Linked DNA regions of Mus musculus: regions 2, 3, 4, 5, 6 and 7 are each linked to region 1. A link is a loop called in an ENCODE intact Hi-C map of the cell type or tissue named here. Cell type or tissue: left cerebral cortex. All regions are shown on one strand. Region 1 holds the start of Septin11 (septin 11). Region 2 holds the start of Ccng2 (cyclin G2). Region 3 overlaps Gm36764 (a long non-coding RNA gene). Region 4 has its middle 12 kb from the start of Ccng2. Region 5 overlaps Shroom3 (shroom family member 3). Region 6 overlaps Septin11 (septin 11). Region 7 overlaps Gm36764 (a long non-coding RNA gene).

Region 1 (4,000 bases):
CCTGGTTGTTTTGAGGAACTGGCTATATAGACCAGGCTGGGATGTAAGGTCTGTTACCATGCCCAGCATCCCGGTTTCTTACCTTATCCTCTTGTATCTGTATTGTGTCTTTCTCATTGTATCTGTTTTGTGTCTTTCTCATTGTATCTATTTTGTCTTTCTTATTGTATCTGTTTTGTGTTTTTCACATTGTATCTGTTTTGTTTCTTAATGTATTTCTCATTGTATCTGTTTGTTATTGTTCCCATTGTATATTTTGTACTTTCTTAATGCATCAAAGCACTCTTACATTAGATTTTTTAAAGGAAAGGGGAAAGATACAGAAACAACCTAGATAACTTACCTAAAAAACTTAGAATGAGTAAACCTAGAATGCAAAGGTTTTGTTTTTACTTAACTCCAGAATTAAATTTAACAGTGTCACCTCTCTGAGTGTAGATCATGTGATCTCTTGAGGGCACTAAGGGAACGAAATTAAGGGCCTGATGGATGTTGTATTTTCAGGAACCTTTAATAAGAGACAGTTACTTTCTACCAAGGTGCAAGATTCACTTGGAAAATCTCTCCAAATAATCAGGGGTCCCACTAAGAAGGGGCACTGATCTTACACGAGGAACAATGTTAAACATTCATCATATATCTTTTCTGAAATGAAAAATTGAAATCACTTCTAGGCTTACTAACCCCTTGGGCTTGTCACTGCCCTTAGGATCAAGTACTAAATTCTGTCTATGGAAATAATTGATTATCCATAGCCTTAGTCCCAAGTTCCATCTCCACTCAACATTTATAGAATATGTAAACATGTATTGATCATTCAACTTTATTGAATATTGCAAATGTTGCTCAAATTCCTCCCTAGGGGAGGCATTAGCAGCATCTACCCTTCCTCCTAAGGTCCACAGACAAACCGAGGCACCACGCAACCGAAGTTCACTCTGGAAAGCAGTGAGTTCATTGGACTTCCTTGGATCACAGGTGAGGGGTTACTTAGTGAAGGGTAAGTGCTCTTTTCTTAGAGGCCACACTGAAAACTAACATGACCCAGCAGGGATGAAGGCTTTCCACTAGTCACACAGATGGATCCCCACTCTCCTAGCTTCTCAGCCTATATACACTCTAGCCTTTCCTGGAGGCCACATGCAAGGAAGGCAGATGCACATAGAAAGCGTGGTAGTAAGTGACTGGATACCCAGTGTGGGGCTCCTGAGCCTCACTCCCCTCTCTGAGTGAGATAAACAGTCAGTAGCCACAGCTGGGATGTTCATTTGCACCAAGATGACAGTTGTTTGGCTTGGAGGACAGTCCTGTTCAACATGTACGGTGTGTGCTAGAAGCCAAAAGGCAAGAACTCTTGAGTTCATAGTCTATTGAGAGATGAATATTACTATGACAACCTCTTAACGGCCTGGTTCATCTGCAACAATGGCTGGGGTGAAAGTAAGTCACAGTTCCTGCCTGTTGTCATCTGAGGTTATATATAGCACCGGGCCTCTCCTTTTAATCTTAAAAGGTTTAAGTTTGAATAAGAAATTATTCGCACCCCCACCCCCCACCCCCAACCGAAGAACAAGAAAGCACTGCATTAGAGTCACAGAGGAAAGGTAATTCTTGTTTTTGAGAGCTCTTGCGGAGCACTCGAGTGACATCTTACAAACTCGACACTGTGTAACGGTGTAAATGAGGTCCCTATTCTCAAAAGACATCTTCTCTATAGAACAGGGAGTAATCAGAACAAGTTAGTGCTGTTCAGGTCTGAGTGAGCCAGAATCTGGCTTTACATCAGAGCCTTCCTCTTTCAACACACTCTTCCCTAGGTTCCACCGCCAAGGGTGGAATTCACTCTAGGCAGCTTCTAGCTCCTCACTCACCTACCAGAGCAGCCCAGCATCAGATCAGCTACTGGTGAACCAGTGCTAGTCACTTACCCTCAGCCAAAGACTGGACAGAGAGCATCTGAATCCCGTAGCCAAAAGTGGGTTCCCAGAAACTTGGATGTTTGAAGTCTCAGGTATGACTCTCAGATGCCCGCCCTAGTTCTCCCCCCACGCCCCTGCCCCGTGGGCGCGTTCATGTGGGCTAAATACAGCCCTTCCCTTGCCTCTTCCCCTGCGCTTCAAGTCACCTACTTTCCTCAACTCACGTGAGTAGCTATCCTCACGTGATCGTGGGTCTACCATGCGTGGACACCCACAGCGCATTACACTTCTCCCTGTTAAGCCTATGTCAGATGTATGTACAAGGACCCCGCCATTTCGCCTGCCACTCAGACACTGTAATTATTCCAACATCTGCTGGGGGTGGGGGTGGGGGGAAGTCCTTCTTAGTGGTGGAGGAGCCCTCCCAGTTCCCTGTGCTGTGAGTCGCACCCACTTGTCACCCGCTTCTCGCCTTCGCTGTGCACCACACCCCGCAGCCAGGATTGAGCTTGCACGCCTCCGGGCCCTGGGTCATCCGGTCTGTCTCCGGGATCCAATATCACGTCCACTGACCTCTTCGCACCAGTAACCTCTCCAGTGTGACACGGTGGGAAAAGCTCTGGAGCAAGCTCACAAACGGCTTAATTTTTCCAGCGAGCACTCAAGTTTTTTTAATTAATTAATTAATTTCCCTGTCCCCAGCAGCGGTGGTTGGGTCGTTCACGACTAGGTCCTCTTTTTCTGGAAAAGCGGTCCCCAGCCCGGCCGCACACCACAGCGACGGCTTCCAGCAGCTGGTTTAGTCTCCTTTCTGATGGAAGGCCCAGCAGACCGGCAATTCTTTCCTCGTGGGGCGCGCTCGGCCCTAGTAAGTTACCCACCGCACCTTCTAAGAGGGCTCCTCCGGGTGGGGCGTGTCACCAGGTCAATTTTCCAGAGGTACAACCTCTGCACCCTGCGGTCCCCTAGCCTCCCTGCCCCACCCCATAGCAGCCCCAGGTGCCGGCTCCGCGCAGCGCGTGGCAGCTCGGGGTTGGGACCTCCGCGCCTAGGCTTTTACGCGGACCCCAGCACGTGTTGCAACAGGGGGAGTGTCGGGCAGTGTCCCGGCACAGGACGCTTTAATGGGACGGAAGAAAGCCACAGGAAGGAAGGTGGCTGACTTCAAAGCGTATCATCTTATCAGCTGACCAGGATCACGGTTCACCTGCTGCGTTCGTCTGCTCGGCTGGGGCTGGGGATCTCTCTGCACCCCCGTCCCGGGGCAGCTAATGGTCGAGTCCAGGCGGGAGGCCATGTTGCTGGAATAAAGCGGGCGGGGCGGCGCGGGCGAGCAGATGCGGCTGGAGGCGCGCGGGAGCCGGGCGCGAGCAGGGCGCAGCCGCGAGGGAGGCGCGGGGGAGGCCAGCGGGAGCCGGAGCACCAGCAGCAGCCAGTGTCGGTAAAGAGCAGCCAGAGCCACAGTCGCGATGGCCGTGGCGGTGGGGAGACCGAGTGTGAGTACTGGGGCCTCACTTCTCTAGCGTGCTGATCCCGGGGCGCCGGGTGGTCTCCGCTTCGGGGCGCGTGCGGGTGGAGACTTGCGGGGATCAGGAGGGGGGCTCTGGGTGGTGGCTGTTGGGGGCTGTGGGTGTGTGCATGAATTTGGGCGCGCGTCTGGGGCGGAGGGGAGCTTGGGGAGCCCGCAGGCTCAGAGCCTACCTGATGCAACATTAGATCGCTTTGGCGCGCCCCTGTTTCGGGGATGTGGGAAGAAAAGGACCCTTCTGTGAGGCGCCCTTAGAAGAGATTGCTTGAGCTGCTGCTTTCCCCAGCTACCTCTCTCTCACGGCGCACAAGGCTTAGCTGGTGACAGAGGAGGAAGGCGCTGACTGAGGAGGGTTTCCTCGCGGTTCTCTCGCGCCCTGGGGGCGATCCGGGCATGAGAATTGGGTGCTGAAGCGCTGTGTCACACGGCCGTAGAAGCGGGTCAAAGGGGTGGGATTTCCGTGGTGGTTTACTCCCCCCCCCCCCGGGTGCATTGTGAAATTCCGGACACCCTCAGGCGCCCACCCGGGTGACCCGGGCCCTGCCCAGGATGT
Region 2 (4,000 bases), 180 kb after region 1:
AAAACAATCTAGGGAATTTTCCTGCCTCCCGACAGATACTCCACTCCGTGTGAAAGTTAGCCCTGCCTAAGGCATCTAGTTGGTTTGGTTTTTGCTCTGCCTTAGGAGAGGTGTCAGCTTAATAACAACGTTAATTATAATAGACAATAAATGATAATTTATGGGCGATCAAGAACCAAGAGGCTGTGGGAGCCTTCATTAAAACCAAAAGCAAACAGTACAACCATAACCTCTAGAAGCACACTTATTAGATATCTATATACCCTCATCAATCTGCAGTTTTTATTGAAAGGTCCCTCCTTTGAACTTTTTATTATGGAAAAAAAATTTCAAGGCACACAAATGCACTCACAATTCTGTAATGCAGTCTCTACTACCCACCGCCCAACTTCAACAAGTCAGCTGTGTAACCAACTAGTTGAATTTAGCTTTTTTTCTTTCCTGAGTCAGATCGATTAAAAAAAAATTATCTCGGTAAGCATCTTGGAATGTTAAGAGCTTGACTGTTTATTGCAAAATACACCGGTGGTACAACTAAGAAGTTCAGGACGCCCTTCTGCACTCCTGGAAACGCTGTTACAGAGTTATGTGACCTCGGATTTTCGGGGTGTGACCAGAGGCGACAGCCTCGGGCCTCGCCTAGACTGAGCTAGAGTTCCTAGGCAGCTGTGGACCCCGGCACGTAACCGAGCACCACAAATGCCACCCACCCAAGCATGCGCAATCCAGACCCCAGAGTTGCTAAGGCCCCGGAAGAAGATAAGAGAGTCGGGATATATTGAGAGCCAATCAGAGGACGCAACAGCCAGTCGGCCAGCCAATCCAGATTCGAGATTAAATCAAGTCCTCAGCAGTCGGCTTGCCCCACCCTTGTCCAATCAGGGAGCCCGCTACTTTGGGCGGACTTTTCAAAACAGCGAAAACAAAACAAATCGGGGGACCTTTAAAAGGTGTGAGGCGTCCAGAAACTGTCTCCTTCCGCTCTCCGATCGGCTCGCTCATCTTTGCTCCCTTCCGGTTCCATTCTGAAATGAGGCTGGAATCCAGATTCCACTCCCTACCATAGATCCTGGCTCCGCAAGGCCAAGAGGAACAGAAGGGGCCAAGAGAGGCTGGGAACTGAGGCTCGGAGCAGGGACTCTTTTTCTCAGATCCACTGGGCGAGCGAGCGAGGATCCCTCCGCGCGCAGTCACGCGCCCCGCCCCTTGGGGGCGTCGCAGACTCAAAACAAAAACAAGGGGTTTGCTCAGCTCCGGAGGCTGCGGCGGAGCCGGGAGGAGGTGGCGGTGCAGGGCGGGCGCTGAGCCCCGCTGAGGAGCAAGATGCAGCCGGGGCTGTGAGGCCGGGCGGCGGCGGGGAGGTCGGATGCGGGTCTCGGGGTGCCGCTGAGGAGGCTGGTCCCTGAGCTCGGAGACGGGTCCGGACGCCCCCGCCGCGCCGGTCCGTGACGCCGGGGCCGACACGGTGAGTGGGCCTCCCGGGTGGCTCTGGGTTTGGTGGCTCCGGGTCTGGATCGCGGTTTGCTTTGATGGTGGAGTCCCCCAGCCGCAGCTGAGGGACTGACAGGGGCTCCAGGGTGTTCTGAGGCTATACGGTGGGTTGACAGCCCCGGGGCTTCGCACCGTTACTGAGCCCAAGTATTAGGCTACTGCTCGCTGCGGGCGTACTGGACTCCCCACTGTCTCCCCAGCATCCCCCAAGCTACTGGGCCGCCCTGTCTCGAGTTGCGGGGCTCGTCAAAGCTGCAGAAGCTGCGGGGGTAGCTTGGAGGTGGGCTCCGCGACGGGCTCCCGGGGCGGGGCTCCGAAGCCGCCTCCTTCCAGTTCTTTGTTCAGTCTCGAGACTCCCCCTCCCTTCTCTCCTATTGTGCAACGCCCCGCCCCAGAACCCGCTTCGGTGGCTTCAGTCTTCCGGTCCCCCGCTTTCCTCTAGGGCCTAGAGTCTAGTTAGAAGTCCCTGCTGTGCTGTCCAGGTGATGCGGACAGTAGGGGACATTACGCTTCTTGGACACTTTTCCTGTACGTCAAACGCTGTCGGCCACAGAGCTGATCAGAACTAGCCCTGGCCAGCGGAGGTGACCGAGATACTGCCCCCCCATGCCACGCCTCCATGTCTTTAGGGGAGGATTCCCCTGAGGCTGGCGGACGTGACCGATCCCCCCCTCACCCGGTTCTGGCTTGCGTGATCTGGGGCGCCCCTAGCTGGAGGGATCGCGGCCAGCTCCTTCTGCTCTCACACCCTACGTATCCGGATTATATTCTTAACCGGCCGCGGTGTATTTGCTGCAGATGAAGGATTTGGGGGCCAAGCACTTGGCAGGTGGCGAAGGGGTTCAGCTTTTCGGATTGTTGAACTTCTACCTGGAACAAGAACAGAGATACCAACCTCGGGAAAAAGGGCTGATCTTGATGGAGGCTACCCCGGAGGTAAATTTGAGAATTGATAGGACTTGGGGGAAGGTGGGAAGGTAACTTTTTGGTTTTCCTCGTACCAAATCAGTACCAAAGGCTAAAAAGTTAAATCCAAAATTGGCCTCACCGTACTAAGAAAAAACGTGAAACGTGAAAGGGTTCTGCTTTTGTTTTTAGTGAATGTGGAAGTTATACCAAGTGTACTGTAGAGGCGTTTCTTCTGGTGGTGGGAAATTCCTAGAGAATATTTCTAATAGGATCTTAGATTGTGTCAGAAAAACCTCATCAAGGAACCCACATTCTGCTGTAACTACCTTGGGTGGGGCAACACTTCACGTTATATTGAGTTGGCTAAAGTTCTGTATTGGATAAATTTTAAAAGTAGTGATTTATCTGAACGTAGTGTGATAGCTTTAGGAGGTCATGTGTACAATGGGGAAAACTAAAGGGAGAGTAGGTTTTGAACCACCTCTATTCCATTCTAAGAAAATAAACTTTGATTCTTGGTTTTTAATTTCAGAATGATAACACTTTGTGTTCAAGACTGAGAAATGCCAAAGTGGAAGATTTAAGAAGTTTAACTAACTTCTTTGGATCTGGCACTGAAACTTTCGTTCTGGCTGTCAATATTTTGGATAGATTCTTGGCCCTTATGAAGGTATTTAATTGCTTTTTATAAAATCCATATTATATTTTATATCTTTATTTTTTGTTAATTTTTATTTTATCTTTTGATACACGGTTTCTCTGTGTAGCTCTGACTGTTGTGGAACTAGTTCTATAGACTCGGCTGGCCTCCAACCTCAGAGTTCTGCTCGCTTCTGCCTCCCACTCCCAAGTGCTAGGGTCAAAAGTGTGTGTTTCCACTTCTGACAAATCAACATGTTTCCAATGGCCAGTGCCCAACACAGTCTCTAACACATACAGGGCTCAATATTTGTCAAATGAAATGTAATAAAGCCTCCTGATTATAAACTTATATTAGTCAAATTGTGATCATTCATACTAGAGAGACTGGAAAACTGTATTTCTGCGTCTTCAATAAGGTTTTGCTGTGCCTCTTAAACATGTCCTCTAGTAAGACATTACAGAGGCAGGCCACTATACTTTAAGTACTCTGTGCGTGCTTCCAGGGGTTCAGGGAGTCAAGAAGAATTAACTAAAATTCACTTTGTGAAAAATACTGTAATATCTGTTACAGGCTCATTTATAAAAGTGCCCAAACTGAGTGAGAGGAAAGAAGCTAGACTTTTTATAAAAATAAAATACTGTGTGTGGTGTGTGTGTGTGTGTGAGAGAGAGAGAGAGTGAGAGAGAGAGATTTTCATTAGTTATCCTGTTTCCCTTGGAGCCTTCGTGGTTTTAACACTGAAGCAGGACAAAGAAGTATAAAATTATGCTAACGTTGATCTGCTCCCTTCTCTGTAAGGCCCTTCAAAGCAGGCAGCCACCGTCTTATTAATAGTCAGCAGCAACCGTTAAAAACATGGAAATTCTCTGGCCAATAGGATCGCTGTCAGCTGCTGGGTCACTTTTTAGGGCCCTGAGAAGAAAAGGGCAGCCATTTGTCCGCAGCAGCAGCTGTACA
Region 3 (4,000 bases), 96 kb before region 1:
GGCTCTGCCTCATTATTAAAAAATGGCTGCTGGGACTGAATTCAGAGTAGGAAGGAAAGGAGAGAACACAGTAGTAAACAGTTGCTTTCCTTAGAAAAGCATTTTCCTCCAGCAACATTGCAGCAGACTACCATGGATATCACATGTGGTGAGCCAAATGGCCATTGTTAGCTGCAAAGGAGTCTGGGAAATGGAAAACTTAGCTTTTGTAATCTCTGGGGTAAAATGAATAAATATTTTGTGTGGGCTAAATAATAGCATTTGTTGCATTTGTCATAAAACTTTAAAAAAAAGATTTATTTTACCTTTTATTTTATGTGTGTGAGTGCTTGCCTGCCTGTATGAATGTGTACCCCATATGCACCTGGTGTCTGTGCAGTCCAGAAGAGGACATCAGGTCCTCTGGAACTGAAGGTTAGAGGTAGCTTGAACCACCATATTGGTACTGTGAACCGAAGCCAAGTCCCCTGCAAGAAGAGCAAGCGCTCCTCCTATCTGCAGAGACATCTCTCCAGCCTCTTGCTATAGAACTCTTTAAAAGAAAAAAAGATGTATTTATTTTACATATATAAGTACACTGTAGCTGTCTTCAGACGCACCAGAAGAGGGCATTGGATCCCATTTCAGATGGTTGTGAGCCACCATGTGGTTGCTGGGAGTTGAACTCAGGACCTCTGGAAGAGCAGTCAGTGCTTTTAACCGCTGAGCCATTTCTCCAGCCCACTATAGAACTCTGAACCATGGACCCTGTTCTAGTAATAACATGAAAGCAGGTGGCATGCAGGCTGTAAGCTAATAACCAACTGCTGAGCCTTATCTTGTAGTCTAATGGGTCGGTCTTCTTACCCAACAAATTACTTACAGTCAGCTGAACTCGTATTATCTCGAAATGCAGGAATAGAGGACCAGGAACCTAGCTTGACACTGACATTTCCAAGGAGGAAAGAGAGTGAGCACCTCCACCCCCTTGTCCACCTCATTTCACCGCCACTCCCACCGAGGTCCTCTCTAACTTCAGTTCCTATTCCCATGTTCCTCCGTGACTGACAGTCATGCTTGCTGCTCAGAAGTTTGCAGGTCAAATGGCTTAGCTTTTCTGAGTTTGTCCTTGATCTCACTGAGGCTCCATCACAGCTGGCAGACCAGTTGAGGGCCTCACCCACATTGCTGCTGGTTCTGCTGGCTGTCAGCTAGGCAGTGAGACCTCAGGGCAAGGCTTCCCTCCTTGTCAGCAGAGTTGTTCAAGCTCAGTGAACAAGGTCAAGGCTTCCCAAGAAAAAGAGCAAGCAAGCAGGGATGTGTGTCAGGCGCTTTTGAGGTCTGTGTCACATCTTCTGCTCACATCATCAGTCACAGCAAGTCACAAGGGCTGGATATGGTCACACACAGCCATAGTCCCAGCCCTGAGGCTAAGGCAAGAGGACTGGAAATCTAAGGACAGCCTTACTACTACATAGTGGGTTCAAGGCCAGCCTGGACCAAATAGTAAGACTCTGTCTAAAAACAAGACAACGATAAAACAAAAACCAAACACACACACACATACACACACACACACACACACACACACATATTTTAAAGGCTCTAAAACAAAAACCAAAGCAAGTCACAAAACTGGTTTAGATCTCTGAGATGGAAAAATAGATTCTACCCTGCCACAGGAAAAGGTGCCAAGTCACACAGGAAGAGCAGGCAAGCGAATGGGAAACCAAGGGTCATTTCACAAATCCTAACCTCCTACTCTTCTGCGTCCTGGTACTGCTACCCTCAACATTTGCTGAGCTGGTTAACAATCTCTGAGGCCAGGCACAATTCACTTTTATCATCCACCTCTGATGATTACACCTTAATTACACCTCTGAGCTTCAGTCAAAAGCAGCTTCTCATTAGTAGGAAGTGGCTATGGGGGAATGGGCTGACATCTGTCAACTCCAGTGGCTGTCAAAACTGAAAAAATTAACTTTATATCACTCAGAACACATAAAGCGACAGCTATCCTCACTACATAACTCATTCTGTGTTCTATGATGTCTGGGATACAATTTTTAAAAATTATTTATTTATTTTATGTATATGAGTACACTGTAGCTGTCTCCAGACACACCAGAAGAGGGCATCGGATACCATTACAGATGATTGTGAGCCACTATGTGGTTACTAGGAATTGAACTTGGGACCTCTGGAAGAGCAGCCAGTGCTTTTATTTATTTATTTATTTATTTATTTTAAGATTTATTTATTATTTATATGTAAGTACACTGTACCTGTCTTCAGACACACCAGTAGAGGGCGTCAGATGTCATTACTGATGGTTATGAGCCACCATGTGGTTGCTGGGATTTGAACTCAGAACCTTCAGAAGAACAGTCAGTGCTCTTAACCACTGAGCCATCTCTCCAGCCTTCAGCCAGTGCTCTTAAGCATTGAGCCAACTTTTTAGCCCCCGAGATACAATTTTTAAGAGAAGTTGTGTTTGGCAATTTCCCTTCACTGTGACAAAATACTCCAGGCCAATCAGGTTTAAAAAAACAATAACAAAAACAAAACAAACAAACAAACAAACAAACAGACTCAGTCCCTAAAAACACAAGGGAAACAGCAGGAAAGAAAAGCTCATTTGGGTTTACAATTTGGGAATTCTAGTACACAGTCGGTTGGCCTGTTGCCTGTTGTAAGACAGAGCATCTTGGTGTAGGCCTGTGGGGGATGCAGCTCACATCTTAGCAGCCAGGAAGCAAAGAAAGAGACAGGAGGTGGCGGGACATACCTCCATGCCTTCCCATGAGGCCTTGACTCCTAAAGAGCCCATCATTGCATGACAGCCTCCAAGATCCCAGCTACAGCCAGGTCCCACTGAATTACCTCAGCGCTCAAAACCAAGCCAGAGTCTGGAGTTTAACAGTACAACCACCCCCTGGGGCCAGCGACTCCGTTTGCTGACGTGAGTTGGTTTGTTAATGAGGTACTGGAGGTTGAACCCACAGACTGCGTGTGCTAAGCATGCTCTCCACTCAGCAGCACGTCCAACCCTCAATTTTGTTCCTAACTGATGTGTACCTACTTGTAGGCCACAGATCTTGACACCTGCTTATAGTTTCCAGAACGGATTCTCCCATCTGCTTGAAGGCTACACCCATCGATACATGCTTTACCCTCCCCAGTTTGACGCTAGCCCCTGAGGATCACTATACTGTTCTGAACTGCAACAAGGTCAGAGTTTTTATAGTCTACAGATGAGTGTCATCATCAGGCAACCCTTGCCCGTCGGTGTCTGGCTGATTCCACTTATCATAACTTCTCAACCTATGCTGATGGAAATGACAAGATCCTATTATTTTTATGGCCGAGTCTTATCCCATTGTACATAGATGGCTCACACACTTCATCCAGGCACTGGAAACACCACTCTTCTATGCAAAAACAATAGCAGGTTCAAAGGGCCTGAACCTGAAGCTTGGAGGACCAAGTGGCTAACAGGGCTGGAGCCTTCCGCTGGGAGCCTGTCAGGAAGGCGCCTGTCAGGAAGGCCGGTGAGAACAACTCTTTCAGCAGGAGTTTCTGGTGTTTTCCAAGCAGGGAAATGACATGACTGGATTACATTTCCAAAACAGCTTCTCCGGACTTCATGGACAGTCCAAGATGATTCCAGAACTGTTTTTTTCCCCCAAATCTAAAACAAGCCTGGAGTACTTTAAAGACCTTCTTAAGATGTTGCTCTGGGGCTATCTCATGTTCCTCCCCAGGGCTCCTCTGGAAAGCAGAGCCCAGTGCAAATGGATTTGGAAAAGCCTCCTTCCGTCAGCTCCTGTGTTCATACCATCCCTTGAGCACTAAGGGCCCACACATGTGCAGGCCACACTGCCCTCCAGTCAGCCTGTTTACTCAGGGATGGTTTTGTTCTTCCAGCTTGCATACCTTGCAACAGCCTGTGCAACTTGCGCAGCCCTTTAAGTCTTGGAAGCAGCCCTCATCTCCCAAGGAGAGTCTCTCCATCTCTGCT
Region 4 (4,000 bases), 190 kb after region 1:
GACACACTAACCTCCAACAAGGCCACACCCCTGAATGACCACTCCCTGGTGACCAAACATTTGAGTCTATGAGCCTATAGGGACCATTCTTAAATCGCCAGAGCTTCCTACTTTCCCTGTGAGGCATCTGTTCTAGGATGACCCTTATTAAGTAGCTTGGGCAAGCTACAATATGCTCTGCTTCAGATTTTAATTTACTGTGAAGTATTTGTGGTCTCTTCAGTCCCTTGCATTGTGTTGGTTTTCTTATTAGATCTCTCTGGGTGACTCTACCCATGCCTCTTCTTCTACTCCTAGTTTTTTATGTATTTATCTTAGACCTTTCCATTGAGCTTATTAGTCACCCTAGCCATTCTACTGGGAAGTTTCTGGTTACTCCTAAACCTGTTCTTACCTCTATCTCACCAAGTTAGAATTCTACCTGTTCAAGGGAAAAACCTGGCTAGTATTTTCACCTCCTGCTTGTTTACTGGAGAATAACTACCCTCATTTGGAGGATGTCACTTATACTGTTTAATCTCCTTACTGATTCTCCTTTTCTACCTCTTGTTTGGTTTACACATAAGTGTGCATGCATGTGCACACACACACACTGACCCTCCTATAATAGTGTTTACTATGCTATTCTTGATATCTTTTATTCCAGGTTTACTTAGAGCTGGTCCCTACTTGCTGCCCATTTAACCCTTTTAAGTATGCCAGTAAGAATGTCCTGAAAATTTGTTCAAAAGGATCCACTCAGTAAGAGAAACCAAGTCTACTCTGAACCTATTGCCGGGCTATTGTTGGCTTGTTTTCCCTTGCCATTTCCTGAGGCTAAAAAATGTTAAGGAAGCTGGCAAGCTGGCTGCTATGTGGAGGAAGATGGGCTGGAGTGTGTGAGTGTGCATGTGTGTATGCGTGTATGCACTTATGTGTGTGCTCGAGAGTGAGTGAGCATATGTATGAGCGTACATGTGTGTGCCCGTTTGTGTGTATGTGCATGTGTGTGTGAGTGTGAGTAGGCATACCTGTGAGCATGTGTGTGTGCATGCATGCATGTGTGTTATTACAAAGGGACTCACAAGCTTGCTATTATTTAATAATGCACCTTTCTCAAGGAATTGAGTCAGATTGAGACCCAGGCATCTGCACACATGACCACAGTGTGAGGAGAGGCTTCCATTTGACCTCGTTCTTGATCCACCCCTTTGAGTTGACAAAAAATTTGGCTCTTTTGGTTTGGATGTTGTGGTTTACAGTGGAAGCTGGATGTGTTTTGCTATTGTGCTGGTGTCCTGTTGGGTCCTGGGTCTCCACCCATGTGACCCTACTTCCACCTCTTGCCCTAGGATTGAGATTATGTAAGTATTGTGTTTTAATAAACCCCTTTGGACTTTAAATAAGAGTTTACATTGAAGTTAATTATACAGATGTTGGCTGCAGAAGTCTCATGGCAACTTAAACCATTTTCTTGGTCTAGGATTTTGTTTTTTTCTTCAACTCCTGTCATTTAAACACTAGATTGTAGCATGATGTGTCCCCTACATCCTATCTCCTACCACATAGGCAAGTTCTGATACAGACACACCACTTCATTTATATAAAGGGAGATTAAGACACTCATTTTGTCCCTCCTTTTTTTTTTTTTTTTTGTGAAATGGTGGGGTTGAATCCAAGATGTTGAACATGCTAGGCGTGCCCTTTATCCTGGAGACTCTGTTCCAAAACTCTTTGGAGTACAATTTTCCTGTAAACACCACAAATATCCAACAACTGTCTGTGCTAGTCACACAGAGAGTAGATATCAGACTGGTAGATAGTCTCCCAAAGTGGCAGTCAGGCACTCTAACCCCCACCATCACCCGCAGCATTGTGATTTTCTTTCAGTCAATGAATGAACCCTCTTTCCCTTTTATTTTGGCTGCTCTTGTGTTGACTTGTCTGCCTACTTTAAAGTGCAACAGGAGAAGGTGTGTGTGTGTGTGTGTGTGTGTGTGTAAGTCTAGGCTTTAACAAACAGGTAGCTACTCTTTTTGCCTTCTTGGCCCTCTGTTTTATCACAAAGGAGTTTGCACTAGACCTGAAAGATGTGAGACCACGTGGAAGGGGTGTTAAGAATGAAAATCCTCTTGATGTTCTGGGTTTTCAGCTAAACACCCTGGATCCTCACCTGCAAACCCAACCCCTACAATTGGTCCTGATCCACCACAGACCCATAAGAAAGAAGTCTCTTGAAGCCTCTAGGCTTTGGGATGGTGCGCTACAGAGAAATAAATAGCTGAAACAAAATATTCATGGCCAGAGGGTGATTATATGAATGTAATGTTTTTATTCCTGAAATGGATTTATGTCGTTGGCGTTTTACATAATACGGAGTGAAGTGTGAACACACACCGATTATCTCCTTCCTTTGATGAAACCCTTAACAGATCTTGGTTCCTTAGCATCCAGTTCAAGCTTCCTTACCATGACTCACTGGATGGCTGTCTGAACATCCCCTGTGTGCCCAAACCAAACTAAGTGCTTGCTATGTGACACCAAACGCATCCCCATCCTTAGGGAATTTAAGGGTGAAATATAACAAATCCTGTCATTTGAAAAGCCCGTGATAATGCTTCCTTTCAAGAAGTTCTCCCACAGCATCCTTGTCAGTGCCATGTGTTGTTTTTATAACTTAAATTTGCCTTCTCCCAACAGTTTTCTGTTGCCTTCGCCTGCTCTCTTCACCTGTCTTTCCCCTGGAGGGAGAGGCTGTTGGTGGAGAGGCTCTTGGTGTCTCTTTTCTTTGCGGAATGCCCAACACTAGGTATATCATCTCCATTTTCTCCAGCTGCTGCGTGGTTTTATTATAGGTAACAGGCAACTTTACTGACTCTACACCATGCCAAATGCCTGACATGGATTATTTACGCCTTGTTCCAAAGCTATCCGATCAGTCCTGGTACAGTGCTAGGCGTGTTAGAGAACTTAGGTTCATTGATATTTCTCTGGTAGGCAGGACTGTGACCCAAACCCATCTGCCTGCCAGACACTGAGCTCTTCATTTCAGCGCTCAACTGCCCCGAAGCTGATACCATTCAACCTGAATCGGCGGCAGAATTCATATGAAGAACAGTATTGAGAATACCAGGGAAATCAAAATTACACTCTTCCTGCTCTGTCTTTAAGGGCTTATGCCCATAGAAAGGAAAAACAGTTAGGATTCAGAGCTAAGGCATCTTTACTTACTCTGGAACCGGATTAGACCAGAAATGGAATGGTCGGGGCAGTCTAGTACCAAAGCAGTTAGGACTTAAAGCAGGGATTTCTGTGTTGGTGCTGGGATTGAGTCCAGGGCCAAGCCCGTGGCGTATTCACTGCATACTCACGCCATTACTGAGCTCAACCCTAGCCCTAGAGCAAGGGATTTTAATTTGACCCCAGACCTGTGGCGCTTAGGCTTAAGAACCTTTCCAAACACATACCCATTCAGTTCTTACACTGATTTTATAGTTGATGCTTCATTATTATATTCTGGGACCAAGACTTAGAGCAGTTCATGCTTAACTAGAGTGGAACTCTGTAAGAACTGTCTTGTTAAAGGCTTGCTTACTTTTTCCCCATATTCTTATTACCCAACATAGCAATTACCTCTGGAGTACTTCCAGTAATTATTCCACAGGGCTGGAATATTCTTTTCCCTTAATTGGGAACTTTTTATGAGAAGAGATGATATATTCTGTGTCCTTTTTCTCCTTCAACCTGCCTAACATAATACTGGGTACAAACATATTCCCGTGTTGAGAATTATGCCTGGTCATGCCTTTGACATTCTTGGTTACAGCTATCCATAATTTGCAGAGGTAGACTTTTATGCAAGTAAGGACAAATTCAGCTTCTCTAAAGCCAGGGTTTCAACAGAGCACACGGGAGGTCCCAGCCCATCGCTCTAGATACTGCCCTGCACTGTATCAAAGGTGAGGTGTAGAGACAAAGACCAACTGGCATTAGGTTCCAGCAGCTAGAGCGTCAGGCACTG
Region 5 (4,000 bases), 360 kb before region 1:
AATGTGTTTGATCAAACAGAGAAAAACTGAAGGCTGCAGAGGATCCTAGTAATGTTATGAAGACAATCGAAAGGTGACTCTAGATGCACCAAGTAGCCTGTGTGGGGATTGACTGGTGTAGACTGTCAGGGCAGACTGCTCTCAAGGCCTACTGTCACCTCATCACAGGAATGGGGAGGACTCTCAGGAGCACCCGAGGTCTGAGAGATTAGTTATAAATTCGAGGGTTCGCTCTGATCTCTGCATCCTAGTGCCTTGATGTCTGTCTGTCCTTTGGCACAATGTCTTGGTGAATGTTAGCTTAATATTAAAATTTGAACCAGAAAGTATGGTTCCTTCAACTTTTTCTATCTCAGGACTTTTCCAGATATTCTTGAGTTTTTATATAAATTTTATAATTAGCTTATCAATTCCTGCAAAGGAACCAATGGGGATTTTGGTAGCAACTCCACTGGATCTATAGATCCATTTGGGGAATGTCAGCATCTTAATATTATTGCCTTTGATCCATTCTTGTAAGATCTACCCCCCTTTTAAAAAGATTTGTTTGTTTGTTTGTTTAATGTATGTGAGTACACTGTTGCTGTCTTCCGACACACCAGAAGAGGGCATCAGCTCCCATTACAGACAGTTGTGAGCCACCATGTGGTTGCTGGGAATTGAACTCAGGGCCTCTGAAAGAGCAGTCAGTGCTCTTAACCACTAAGCCATCTCTCCAGCCCAAGATCCCCTTTTGTTTGCATTTTCTTCAGTTTCTTTGACTACTTTCAACTTTCTGGTTGTGTTTTCTAGTTCTTGTTACAGTAGTGTAGTAGTTTAGACTGAGCAGTTCGTAACTAGCAGTTGTTTATTGTTCACAGTTATGACAGCTGTGAGTCCAAAATCTAAGCATCAATAGATCTGTCATGATGCTGAAGTTGCTGGTCCAAGAACCACATTGTGGAAAGCACAGGTATTAAATTATATTAGTTTAGTGGAGCAAGGGGAGACCAGCATGGGATAGAGATGGAAATGGTTGTAAATAACTGAATGGGCTCTCAGGATCTCTCCTGGTTTGAAACCTTCCTGTGGAAATCAAGCTTCATATGACAAAGTCAGTGTGGTAAATAATGATAGTGAGAAATGCAGACCAAACCAGTGAAGACTCATTTGAATTCTTTTTCTGCCAGAATACACTCGTGTACCTTGGGATAAGTTACTCTGCCCCTCTAAACCTCAGTTTCCTTAAAAGTAAGACGGGGTTAACAATAGTTATTGTCCTTAGGGAGACTGGAGGAACTCAGTGAGTTATAAAAGTGCGAAGCACGGCACCTTATCCATAGCCAGTGCTCTGTGCTAGCTCTTATGGTGAGCTGGCCCGGTCACACATGAATGTATGTTTCACTGAATGAAAGAAGCATTTGTGCATTTGTGCACACTGACCTTTGCTGCCAGGTAGAAGACATATGTGTGCAGATGACAGGTGTGTGTTGCAGAGAAAGTGTGTTGGGTGGGGAAGGGGCTGTCCTTGGTTCCAGTCTGAGCTTCCATTTATCTGTGAATCAAAGTTGGACTGAAGAATTTCCAAGCTCTATCCTGCAGTCACATTCACTCGTTCCTCTCACAAACACAAGGTGGCACCAGAAGACAAGACCTTTGCCTGCTATTTTCCCCTTAGGAAGAGCTGGCATTCTGGAACTTACATCATATTATAAAAGAAAGATGCCAAATGGCTTCCGTTTGTTGCTACTTTGGTGGTCCCTATGAGGCCTTAATGTGCCTAGAATAATGCACATGGTATTACCAAGATTTCCCTGTTCTTCCAATCCCCAAAACCTTACGTGATTAACCATTTCTCACCCATAAGCTAGGGGTCCAAGGGAGGTAGCTGTGTGCTTTATGAGATGAAAACTTCCTTCTAGAATAGGAAAGGATGTGAGTTGTAGATGTTTGGTGGGTGATGCTCACCCAACGTATCTCACAGGACACGGGTATGCTACCAGTCTTTTCAGACATGGTCCATTTACAAGTGACATGATCTGTGGGTTGGGAAGCTCTGCTCCTTGGTTGAGGTTGGTGAGGCTGGGAAGGAAGAAGGGGGTAGAGAGTGGGAGCTGAGCACAAAGTGAGATGGAAGCAGACACAGACGGGACCAGCATCCAAAGCCGGAGATGGTGATTCTAACGATTTGTCAGGAAGAAGCCGGGTTGTGGGTCAATGATCCATTAGAGACCTTAACCGTGACATGGAGGGGAGCTGGCACAGGTACTACATTAAAAGATCCCTTTTCTCCAGGGAGTTTGGGGACATCCAGCACAGTGGAAACAGAACTGAAGGGCTTAAGAGAAAAACTCAAGGACCAGGTTGAATGGTTTGTATGCATCAGAAGGAGACTGACGTGTGAATTCTAGATGTTTGATGGTCTCATCGCATCCTGTATAACCTTTATCCTCCATATTATCCAGCGAGTTTCCTAAGAAAACCATCTGGAAGTGGAAACCTCAGAAGGCAGGGAGGAGGGGGGCCCTGGTTTCCAGAGCAGACCTCCCTCCTTCTCTCAGCCGAGTAAAGAGAGCAGAAAGTAGATCTGGAATGTGGGTCAAAGTTCCTCGGTGCATCACACAGCCCTGTTAGAGCTGTCCCCTCTGCAAGCTAGAGAGCATAAAACGATGGATTAACCCTTGAGGTTGCTGGTCTTTTTGGTAGTTGCTATGTAAGTTGTGGCTACCTGGCCTGGTTAACAGGCTGAGACAGGAGTGGAAGGCTGCACTGGTCCTTAGTATGGGGACTTAGTATGATAGTAGGGTGCTGCAAAGTCTCTTAGTGAGGGGTGCCTCACTAACTCAATTCTTTTGAGACAGGATCCCACTATGTAGCTTTGGCTGTCCTAGAACTCACTATGATGACCAAGCTGGCTTCATACTCACAGAGATCTACCTGCCTCTGCCTCTGCCCCGCCCCTGCTCCTGCCCCTGCCTCTACCTCCTAAGTGCTGTGATTAAAGACATGCACCACCATGCCTGGGTAAACCCAAATTTTTTTTCAACAGTGGAAAGCTTTATAGATCTAGGGTGGAACATGGTTAGTTAATATTTTGCTGAAGTACTGGGAAGGAAGAAGCTGGGTTGGGTTATAATGGACTTCCTTTACAATGCTGTGGAACTACCCAAAGCTCTATCAGGTCTTATCAAATTCTTGTAACCATCCCCTTAGGCAAGCAGGTATGCTGAGTCACATTAGCCTAGCTGGGCGACTAGAGTAAGAGATTAATTAACCTTGCATCTGATTCCTGATTTTCCTTGTGTTCTGGGGACCTTCTGTAGAACTATCACACTGTCAAGCCCTTCCTGACTCCTTCGTAGACATTTTGATTGTATATTTCACCTCAGAAAGGGAGCGAAAATGATGTTCATGCTGGCTGTAGGAGATGGGGTGGGAGCTGGCTAGGCAGTACATGTCTATCAGTCTCAGCGTGGAGCACCAGAGTTCTAAGGTTAAGGCCAGCCTGGGCTACCCACTGAGTTCCCATCTTTAAAAGGAGTAGGAGACAGGGAAGCTGATTGCTGGTTTGAATTCTAATGTATAATGGTTGGGGTATAACTCTATAGTATCACAGTCATAGATAAAGTGGCTTTGAAGAGGAAAGAAACCGGGTAAGTAATGACTAAAGCCTTTAAAAGAAAGACGACTTGATCTGGGGGTGGGGGCAGGAAGATCATGAGTTCAAGGCCAGCTTCTACTACCTAAGAAATTGAGGCTGGTGTGGAGTACCTGAGACCTCTCTGTCTCTCTCTGTCTCTGTCTCTCCCGCTCCTTCTTCTCTGTTTCTTTCTCTCCCCCCAGCCATTGCCTCCCTCTCTCCCAACCTCCATCCTTAAACATACACACACTAAAATTGAAAAGGCTTGATATGATGGATACCCACAAAGATAAAAGCGCTATGCCTAGCTGATAGACTCTGGAAGGATATTAAGAGTAAAGGACAAATCAGGGACTTAAGACTCAGATTGACTCACCTGGG
Region 6 (4,000 bases), 71 kb after region 1:
TACAAGCCCCGAGCTGGAGGCGGGCCCTCAAGATGCTGGGCTCTTTAAGAAATTAGTAAAATTAGGAAATGGTTCTTCACAAAGAGTAGCCCTCAGCACCTGTCTCATAGCAAAGCATTAGATAGCTGGGAAGAACTTGTTTCTCTCTCATATCTGGGAAAGTTGTTTTTCCAAGGAAATGCTATTGCAGCAGAAATCTGCTCATTGGGAAGAATGGTGGTATTTAAGCACTGCCTTGCTGGGCTGGCACAGCCTGGAGTGGTAGCCCTGGGGCTGACCTTGGAGCCAGATGTTATTACCCAGATGTTGGGCCATCAGCTGCATCCCAAACCCGGACTCTGCCTCTGCAGGAGAAGACTCACCATTTGGCAGGCAGAATGATTGAAAGCTAAAGGAAAGATTGTGAAGCCCCTCCCTCCGCAGCATCAATTCCGCCACCCTCGCCTGGGCTTCCTTGAGCATGGAGGGAGAAGCTAGCAAGACATCCTCTATGCTTTCTGGACCTTAGATCTTAAGAGGGGTGGCGACACCCCCTCTGGAGCGTCACCCTGCCTCTCAGTGAAGTCACTACTGATGGCCTTCCTCTCCTTTGCTCATTTTTCTTGTAGTTGAGAACGAAAACCACTGTGATTTTGTGAAGCTGCGGGAGATGCTGATCCGAGTGAACATGGAGGACCTGCGAGAGCAGACGCACACTCGCCACTACGAGTTGTATCGGCGCTGCAAGCTTGAGGAGATGGGCTTCAAGGACACGGACCCCGACAGCAAGCCCTTCAGGTATGAGCTACACAGCAGACAGGTGTGTCTGCACCATGGAAAGGGTTGCTGGAGAGCAACTATGTATCTATGAGGCTTTGTTACCTCAGTAGCTTGGCGTGAGGTGAGGTGGGGTTAATCAGCGGGTGTTAGGAAAACCACTTTGTTGCCGGGCAATAACCACTTTGCATTATCATCTTAGCTAGGTGATGCTGTGGATATTGGCATTGCTGCCCGTGTTTACAAGTATTAGCATTCAAAGCGCCGAAAGTGTAAGCAACCTCCTAAAGTCCTAGTAGTTAGGGAAAGGAGGCTGTTCTGAATCCTTGCTTTTTTGGTTCCTGAGCCCTAGCTCCTGACTTTGTGGGGTTTAGTGCCTGTCCCACACCCTCACAGGATGCAGCTGCTGGGTGACATTTGCCCCCATTCATTTGTCTTAAACAGTTTGGACTTTCTAAGGCTCTTAGCTTTTCAGGTATCTTTTCATTATAAAGCATGCAAGGATGTCTGTATGCCTGTGTTTGTGTGTCTGTGTGTGCAAGTGTCTGCCCACAGAGGCCAGAAGAGGGAGTCAGATCCCCTGGTGGTGGGATTATAGGTGAGCCATATGACGATTGTGCTGGGGACCAGACTTGGGTCCCGTGGAAGAGCAACCAGCAGTGTAACCACGTCTCCAGCCCTCAGGTGTTCTTGTTATCTCACTGGTGTACAGCTCGCTCTGACAGAGGGTAGGAAAGGAAAAAGCCTAGGAAATGTATATGATTTCCCACATCACAGATGGATGGACACCCAAAATGTGCCGAGGAGAAAAGTAATTGTGGCTAGAGAGACGACTAAGTGGTTAAGAGCACTGGCTGCTCTTACAGAGAACCTGGGTTTGATTCCCAGCGTCCACATGGTGCCTCAAGGCCAGCTTCAGCCCCACGGGATACGACATTCTCTTCTGGCCTCTTTGGTCACCAGGCACATTTGTGGAGCATAAACATACATTCAGGCAAAACACCCATACATATAAAAATAAATTTTAAAAAACTTTAAAAGGGGAGAGGGGGCTGGAGAGATGGCTTGTGGATTAAGAGCACTGACTGCTTTTCCGAGGTCCTGAGTTCAACTCTCAGCAACTACATGGTGGCTCACAACCATCTGTAATAGGATCGGATGCTCTCTTCTGGTGTGTCTGAAGACAGCTACAGTGTACTCATATACATAAAATAAATAGATAAATCTTAAAAAAAAACACTTTAAAAGTAGGCTCAGGGCAGGGGATAGGGAGGTTGGGGCAGCAATCAGGATGTAAAATGAATAAATTAATTAATGCAGGGGTGGGGAAGGTAGACTCAGCACCCTAGCAATTGTCCTCCTTTCACACCCCACATCCCCCCCCCCCCCCATTGTTGGAGAAAGTTTGGGATGAATGGAAGGATAACTCTGAGTCACTATGGAAGGTTGCCACCTCCTGGTAGAAGAAGGGATTGTCCAGTTTGAGCCCAAGCCATTTCTTAAATAGGAACCTCAGTTGCGCCAATGTGAGGTTTGTCTGGACTCTGAGCCTCTTCTGATTAAAGCCACAGTGCCTTTGAACAACCAGTTTTCCACCTTTTTTGGGTATCCCTAGGACATACTCTGAAATCTACAAGCCGTCGAACTGATGGCTGGCCAAAGAACCTAAGGCTGTCTGTCAGTGCTCACTGAGGCAGTCTCCTCCCAGGCCTGAATGGCCCTTTGGTGGAGGAGTTCTCTCTTGGAATCACTTTGGAGAAAGATCAGTACTTCTGGGCTGATTCCCCGCATGGTACAACTGTGCATTCCCATAATCATGTCTGTGTTTGGTGAGAACAAATGCAAATCTCACACAAAGGACTTCTATCCGAGAGGTTAAGTTCTAATGAACTTAGTATCATTTCATTAAGTCCTGCAGGCTTGTGAAACTATCTCCAACCAGATAGGATGACTCTGTGAAGGTGTAGCAAGTCCGTCTGCACTTGCAATGAATTTCCCAGATGATAACCCCATAAAGTAAGCCCCACTCTAGGCTTATTAAGATAATTAAAAAAAAAACTGTTTTGTTTTGTTTTTTAATAGAGTATTTGTTTCTATGCACAAAAGTGAAACAACAAGCTTTTGTGAAGTTGAATGCATTGGCCAGGACCAGTGTTGAGGAATGCTAAGGAACCCAAGTTCAAGTCCTGACCCTGCCACTACTCGTGTCCTTAACCCCTCTGGGTGAGATCAGGGAACAAATTAGACTTAGCAAGAGGACTTTCTTTAGCGGTTCAGATCTATTGACTGTATAGTCTCGTCACAGCTTTCTCTATAAATGCCTTTGTTCTGAAACAGTTGAGTATGACATTCAGTATGAAACTCAGGCTCTGAGTTCTGCAGAAGGGCAAAGTACAGGATTCAAAATGAAAATTAGACACCTCCCCACACCACTAGAAACTGTACCGTGGCCTGAGCCATCGCGGGTTTCTACCCCAAAGCCCCGGCTTTAGAAGGTGGACTTCTCGCTAAGCCTGTTTGCCCTTTGAAGGGTAGTGGGAGGTGAGGAGTAGATGCCTTCCTCAAGTGACGCCTGACTCAATTGCACGATCTTATCCTGTGGAGGTGAGTGTCACTGTGCCTGAAACCCCTGTGCAGGGGACTGGAGAGCCGTGCCTACCAAGGTCAGCCAGTTGCTGAGGCCAGAATTACAGCTCTGTCTGAGTCCAGCTCCTGTCATTTCACCCGTGATGCTAGGCTGACTTGCTCTTGCACGAAACCTGGCTGATGAGCTGTAGTCCTTCGGCGTTGCCCTATGCTTTTGGACGTGTTTGTCTCTGTCATGTTGGCATAAATAAGAATAAAACTCTTGGTTTGAGCTTCAGTGTGGTAAGCAGCAGTTGAGCTTTTTCTTTTGGAACCAGAGAGGGAGAAGTGGCGTGAAGTGGGATGTACGATGCTGTCTTATGCCCTGTCTTGCTTTGCGGACTCTTAATAGTCTTCAGGAGACCTACGAAGCAAAGAGGAACGAGTTCCTGGGGGAGCTACAGAAGAAAGAGGAGGAGATGAGACAGATGTTCGTCATGAGGGTGAAGGAGAAAGAGGCGGAGCTCAAGGAGGCAGAAAAAGAGGTGAGCTGTCTGTCCTCTAGGAGCGGACGCTGGCATTTTCTCAGCATGCTGCGGTTAGTGAGTCTTCACAGTGGTACAGAGTGCTTCCCCTTCCCCGTTACCACAAGAGCAGCTTCCCCACCAGGCAAGGAATG
Region 7 (4,000 bases), 89 kb before region 1:
AATCCAGAAACCTGGGGCCTCCGTGGGTGCAGCAAACTCATGGTGCTCCCGGGGGTCACTGGGTTCCACGGTATGCAGCCTAAAGTGTTCTCAAGTCTCACCATCTCTCTTCATCTCTGTCACCTAGACAGTTATGGATTCTCCAGGCCCCTATTCCAGAGCCCTCGACTGCCTACACTTTGTCCTGCCCAGACCTTGGCAGCCTGCCTAGCTTACAGCCCTCAGCAACAAGCCACCACACCACATCTCCCCTGCCTCCAGGATCTTACACAGCCCAGTATAAGAGGATACAGAAGGGAGGATACAGAGGGAGACCTGATAAGGACCAGGAGGGATGCAAAGGCTATACCAGCCACCGAACAGGAGCAGACACAAAAGTCCCAAGAAGGTGCCTCTACTCTAAGAGCCTCTTGGCTACCTTTGTCTCTACAGTCAATCTCTCTCTCTCTCTCTCTCTCTCTCTCTCTCTCTCTCTCTCTGTGTGTGTGTGTGTGTGTGTGTGTGTGAGAGAGAGAGAGAGAGAGAGAGAGAGAGAGAGATTTGTATCTCTAATTTGTCATGTTAACCGTTTTTAATTGTACTATATATCTTGGCAAGTTGAATGTTTCTGTGGTTCAGTCCCAGTTACTCAGGAGGCTGAGGCAGGAAAATAGCATAAGTCTAGGAGTGTAGGGTTAGTCTAAGTATTACAGGAAAATATTCACTTTTTTTCCTTTAAAGTCAGGGTCTTATGTAGCCCAGGCTGGCCTTGAATTTACCTTGAATCTCTGATCCTTCTGTCTGCACCTACCTAGTGCCAGGATTAGAGGTGTGAAACCATGCCCAGTTTTAGTTGGTGCTGAGGATCAAATGTAGAGCTTTGTGCATGCTAAGCAGGTATTCTACCTACTGAAATATATTGGAAATCCCAGCCCCGACACTTTGCACAAAGAGATGACTGCACAGCTTGGTGGCATCAGACGTATTCACCTTGTTACACATCGGTATCAGCACCTCTTATCTCTAGAACCTTCTAACCTTGTAGGCTGAAACTGTGTACTTAAACACTAACTCCATCCAGTTCCCTTCAGGTGGCCTCTCGAAGACACCCTTCCAATGCTTTTGAGCATTTGGCCACTTGAACCACCTTATAAAGGGTCTTCAAGTTTGATGTGAGAATTTTCACCCTTTTGGGGGAGAGGGAGACTAGGCAACATCTATCTATCTACCTACCTTCCACATAGGATCCCAAGGACAAAGTTCAGTTCCACCCAACGTCACCCCGAGGAAGCAATGAGTTTATTAGGGTTATTTACAGAGCATGGGTGGGGGGTCCTGGATGGGAGTGTGGGTGACATTAGAGAAGCCACCCAACAGCGATGATGATGTCCCCAAGGCTGAGGTTGGAGCACCTTCCCCTACTCCTTCCTTACCTATATACTCTACCTACCCACTCCTTGAGACCACAGGGCCATGTGCAATTAGGGAAGAATTACATATGACTGATTGGGAGAGATGACTGGATACTCAGGTGAGAGTCCCGTGATTCTCTCCAGCAACAAGCCCAGCTGGGATGATCTTTTGGGAACAGAGCAACCTCCTGAAGGTGGCAGCCTTGTGGCCCAGAGGAGAGACTGTACAGCAAAGCTTCTTCTGTACTGTAGCATGAGTCAGAATGCCACTCCTTCTGAAGGCTGAATAATATTCTATTGCATGTGCATCATACACTTTGCCCAACACCCTTCTTCAAGCATTTGCGTTGTTTTCCACTTTTTGCTACTATGAACAATTTTGTTATGAAAATCAGTTCACAAATATGAGTGTCAATCTTTCAGTTCTTTGGAGGTAACATCCTCAGAAATGATACTGCCAGGTCATCTGGAATAATTACCCTTCAATGCCTTGTCTTTACTGTGACCTTTCGATGACACACCAGAAGAGGGTGTCAGATCCCATTACAGATGGTTGTGAGCCACCACTTGGTTGCTGGGAATTGAACTCAGGACCTCTGGAAGAGCAGCCAGTGCTCTTAATCACAGCGCCCTCTCTCCAGCCCCCACTGTGAGCGCTTATGAGACAAAGAGGGAACCTTGACGTAAATATTTGTTGGGTAGCTATTGTTAGCTCAGTGGAAAGGATTCCATAAGAGCTAAGATAAGGGCTAAGGAGAATAAAGGGAGTCCAGACCCTCATGAGGTTGGCTTTTCGTTATGCTTACAAAGCTGTAGGCCCTGATAAAGGAGAGGTCAGACACAGGGCTTCACATTCAGGCTCCTGTCTTCTAAGTCCTACGTGTGTTCAAGCTCACAGGCTGCAAGGGGCCAACTGAAGGAAAGAATGGGGCGTTACTGCTTAATCTGTACGGCTCAGCTTCTGACACCATTTACGGGAAGGCAATGACTTGAAGATACATCTTTACAACCCAGATGCTAAAATGTTTTTAATGGTGCTCTTGAATGGACTCCTGCTAACTACATGTTACAACACAAGTATACGATACCTTGAAAACATTTGTGCTAAGTGAAAGAACACAGCCTCTACTTGTCATACATACATGATTCCACTTATTTTATCATTTTTTAAAAAAGATCTACTTGCTCTTTTTGCCCCATCTACTGTGAGGATGAAGACCATTCGCAGCAATCAGACTGTGGACATTCCAGAGAATGTCGAAATCACTCTGAAGGGGCGCACAGTCATTGTGAAGGGCCCCAGGGGGACTCTGCGGAGGGACTTCAATCACATCAACGTGGAGCTGAGTCTTCTTGGGAAGAAAAAGAAAAGGCTCTGGGTTGACAAATGGTGGGGTAACAGAAAGGAACTGGCCACCGTCAGGAACATCTGCAGTCATGTTCAGAACATGATCAAAGGTGTCACACTGGGCTTCCGATACAAAATGTGGTTTGTGTATGCTCACTTCCCCATCAACGTCGTCATCCAGGAGAATGGCTCTTTGGTTGAAATCCGAAATTTCTTGGGTGAAAAACTACATCCACAGGGTTTGGATGAGGACAGGTGTTGCTTGTTCTGTCTCTCAAGCCCAGAAGGATGAGTTAATCCTTGAAGGAAATGATATTGAACTTGCTTCAAATTCAGCTGCCCTGATTCAGCAAGCCACAACAGTTAAAAACAAGGATATCAGGAAGTTTTTGGACGGCATCTATGTGTCTGAGAAGGGAACTGTGCAGCAGGCTGACGAGTGAGGAGGCCTCAGTTCCTGGCTCCAGAAACAAGATCCTGATCACAAGAACAATTTGGGTTCTTTTGGGAGAATAAAAGACTTATATATTGAAAAAAAATCTACTTATTTATTTTATTATACAACTGTTCCATTTTCACGCACATCAGAGGAGGGAACCAGATCCCATTACAGATGGTTGTGAGCCACCATGTGGTTGTTGGGAATTGTATTTAGGACCTCTGCTCGCTCCTGCCAAACTCTCTCAGTCCCTGCTTGCTCCAGCCCACAGATTTATTTATTATTATACGTAATTACACTGTAGCTGTCTTCAGACACACCAGAAGAGGGCGTCAGATCTCATTAAGGGTGGCTCAGGGTGGTTGCAGAGAATTGAACTCAGGACCTCTGGAAGAGCAGCTGGTGCTCTTAAGCACTAAGACATTTCTCCAGCCCCCCAAGATTCCACTTACATGAAGAATTCTAAATGCATGCATCTACAGAGAGTAGTTTGTTTAATGGATATTCGTCTGGGAAGATCGGAGATCAGTGTATAGGAGCTAACCAGTACCAGGCTGCCTTGAAGGGCAATACAAATATTCTAGAATTGATTGTGGGGATGATTTTACAACTCTGTGGTAATATTAAAAGCCTCAAAATGGTTCACTTAAAATGGGGGGGTCTATTTCTCGATATAATTGTAACCAAAAAAAAAAAATGATGGCTCTTAGAATGAAGAAAATATAAGAATAGAAAAACGGCAGGGTCGGGGTTTAAAAGAGAGATTGAGTCTGTTAAAGAAGGATCTAGAATGCTTTTGGAGTACACATGAGTGCTATGGAT

What was found. Peaks named below come from ENCODE experiments on the same cell type or tissue, not always from the same donor. Only the 100,000 strongest peaks of a DNase experiment are listed, where the experiment ranks them.
Region 2: a loop joins it to region 1, with 6 times the contacts of the local background. A loop is called at or near these places in 20 of 42 quality-filtered maps.
Region 3: a loop joins it to region 1, with 2.2 times the contacts of the local background. A loop is called at or near these places in 11 of 42 quality-filtered maps.
Region 4: a loop joins it to region 1, with 2.6 times the contacts of the local background. A loop is called at or near these places in 20 of 42 quality-filtered maps.
Region 5: it touches region 1 in a loop (3-fold over the local background); 2 of 42 quality-filtered maps call a loop at or near these places.
Region 6: it touches region 1 in a loop (4-fold over the local background); 23 of 42 quality-filtered maps call a loop at or near these places.
Region 7: it touches region 1 in a loop (4-fold over the local background); 10 of 42 quality-filtered maps call a loop at or near these places.

The regions. Positions count from the first base shown.
Region 1 is chr5:93,090,183-93,094,182 of GRCm38, forward strand. Septin11 (septin 11) reads left to right here and starts at 3,234. Exons shown (of 10, transcript NM_001009818.2): 1 at 3,234-3,415. The coding sequence starts at 3,389. In left cerebral cortex, no CTCF peak of the experiment used is centred here; DNase peaks (open chromatin) are centred at 2,170, 2,378 and 3,251; H3K4me3 peaks cover 2,278 bases; H3K27ac peaks cover 2,093 bases.
Region 2 is chr5:93,266,333-93,270,332 of GRCm38, forward strand. It overlaps Ccng2 (cyclin G2), which reads left to right and starts at 1,241. Exons shown (of 8, transcript NM_007635.4): 1 at 1,241-1,465; 2 at 2,290-2,427; 3 at 2,933-3,070. The coding sequence starts at 2,290. In left cerebral cortex, CTCF peaks have their summits at 1,171 and 2,203; DNase peaks (open chromatin) are centred at 821, 1,180 and 1,857; H3K4me3 peaks cover 2,992 bases; H3K27ac peaks cover 2,359 bases.
Region 3 is chr5:92,993,721-92,997,720 of GRCm38, forward strand. All of the region lies in intron 1 of Gm36764 (a long non-coding RNA gene), which reads right to left. Among named protein-coding and RNA genes, the nearest start is that of Gm36764, 13 kb to the right of the region's middle. RefSeq lists an enhancer at 3,547-4,000. In left cerebral cortex, a CTCF peak has its summit at 2,101 (motif pointing right); no DNase peak of the experiment used is centred here.
Region 4 is chr5:93,277,175-93,281,174 of GRCm38, forward strand. No RefSeq gene overlaps it. Among named protein-coding and RNA genes, the nearest start is that of Ccng2, 12 kb to the left of the region's middle. In left cerebral cortex, no CTCF peak of the experiment used is centred here; a DNase peak (open chromatin) is centred at 2,254.
Region 5 is chr5:92,726,847-92,730,846 of GRCm38, forward strand. The region is part of intron 1 of Shroom3 (shroom family member 3); the gene reads left to right. Among named protein-coding and RNA genes, the nearest start is that of Shroom3, 45 kb to the left of the region's middle. In left cerebral cortex, a CTCF peak has its summit at 1,614 (motif pointing right); a DNase peak (open chromatin) is centred at 1,623.
Region 6 is chr5:93,161,516-93,165,515 of GRCm38, forward strand. It overlaps Septin11 (septin 11), which reads left to right. Exons shown (of 10, transcript NM_001009818.2): 7 at 609-777; 8 at 3,734-3,866. Among named protein-coding and RNA genes, the nearest start is that of Ccni, 43 kb to the right of the region's middle. In left cerebral cortex, CTCF peaks have their summits at 1,347 (motif pointing right) and 2,244 (motif pointing left); a DNase peak (open chromatin) is centred at 2,234.
Region 7 is chr5:93,001,228-93,005,227 of GRCm38, forward strand. The region is part of intron 1 of Gm36764 (a long non-coding RNA gene); the gene reads right to left. It also overlaps the pseudogene Gm6450. Among named protein-coding and RNA genes, the nearest start is that of Gm36764, 5.8 kb to the right of the region's middle. In left cerebral cortex, CTCF peaks have their summits at 1,575 (motif pointing right) and 3,492 (motif pointing right); DNase peaks (open chromatin) are centred at 755, 1,639, 3,098 and 3,367; H3K27ac peaks cover 3,606 bases.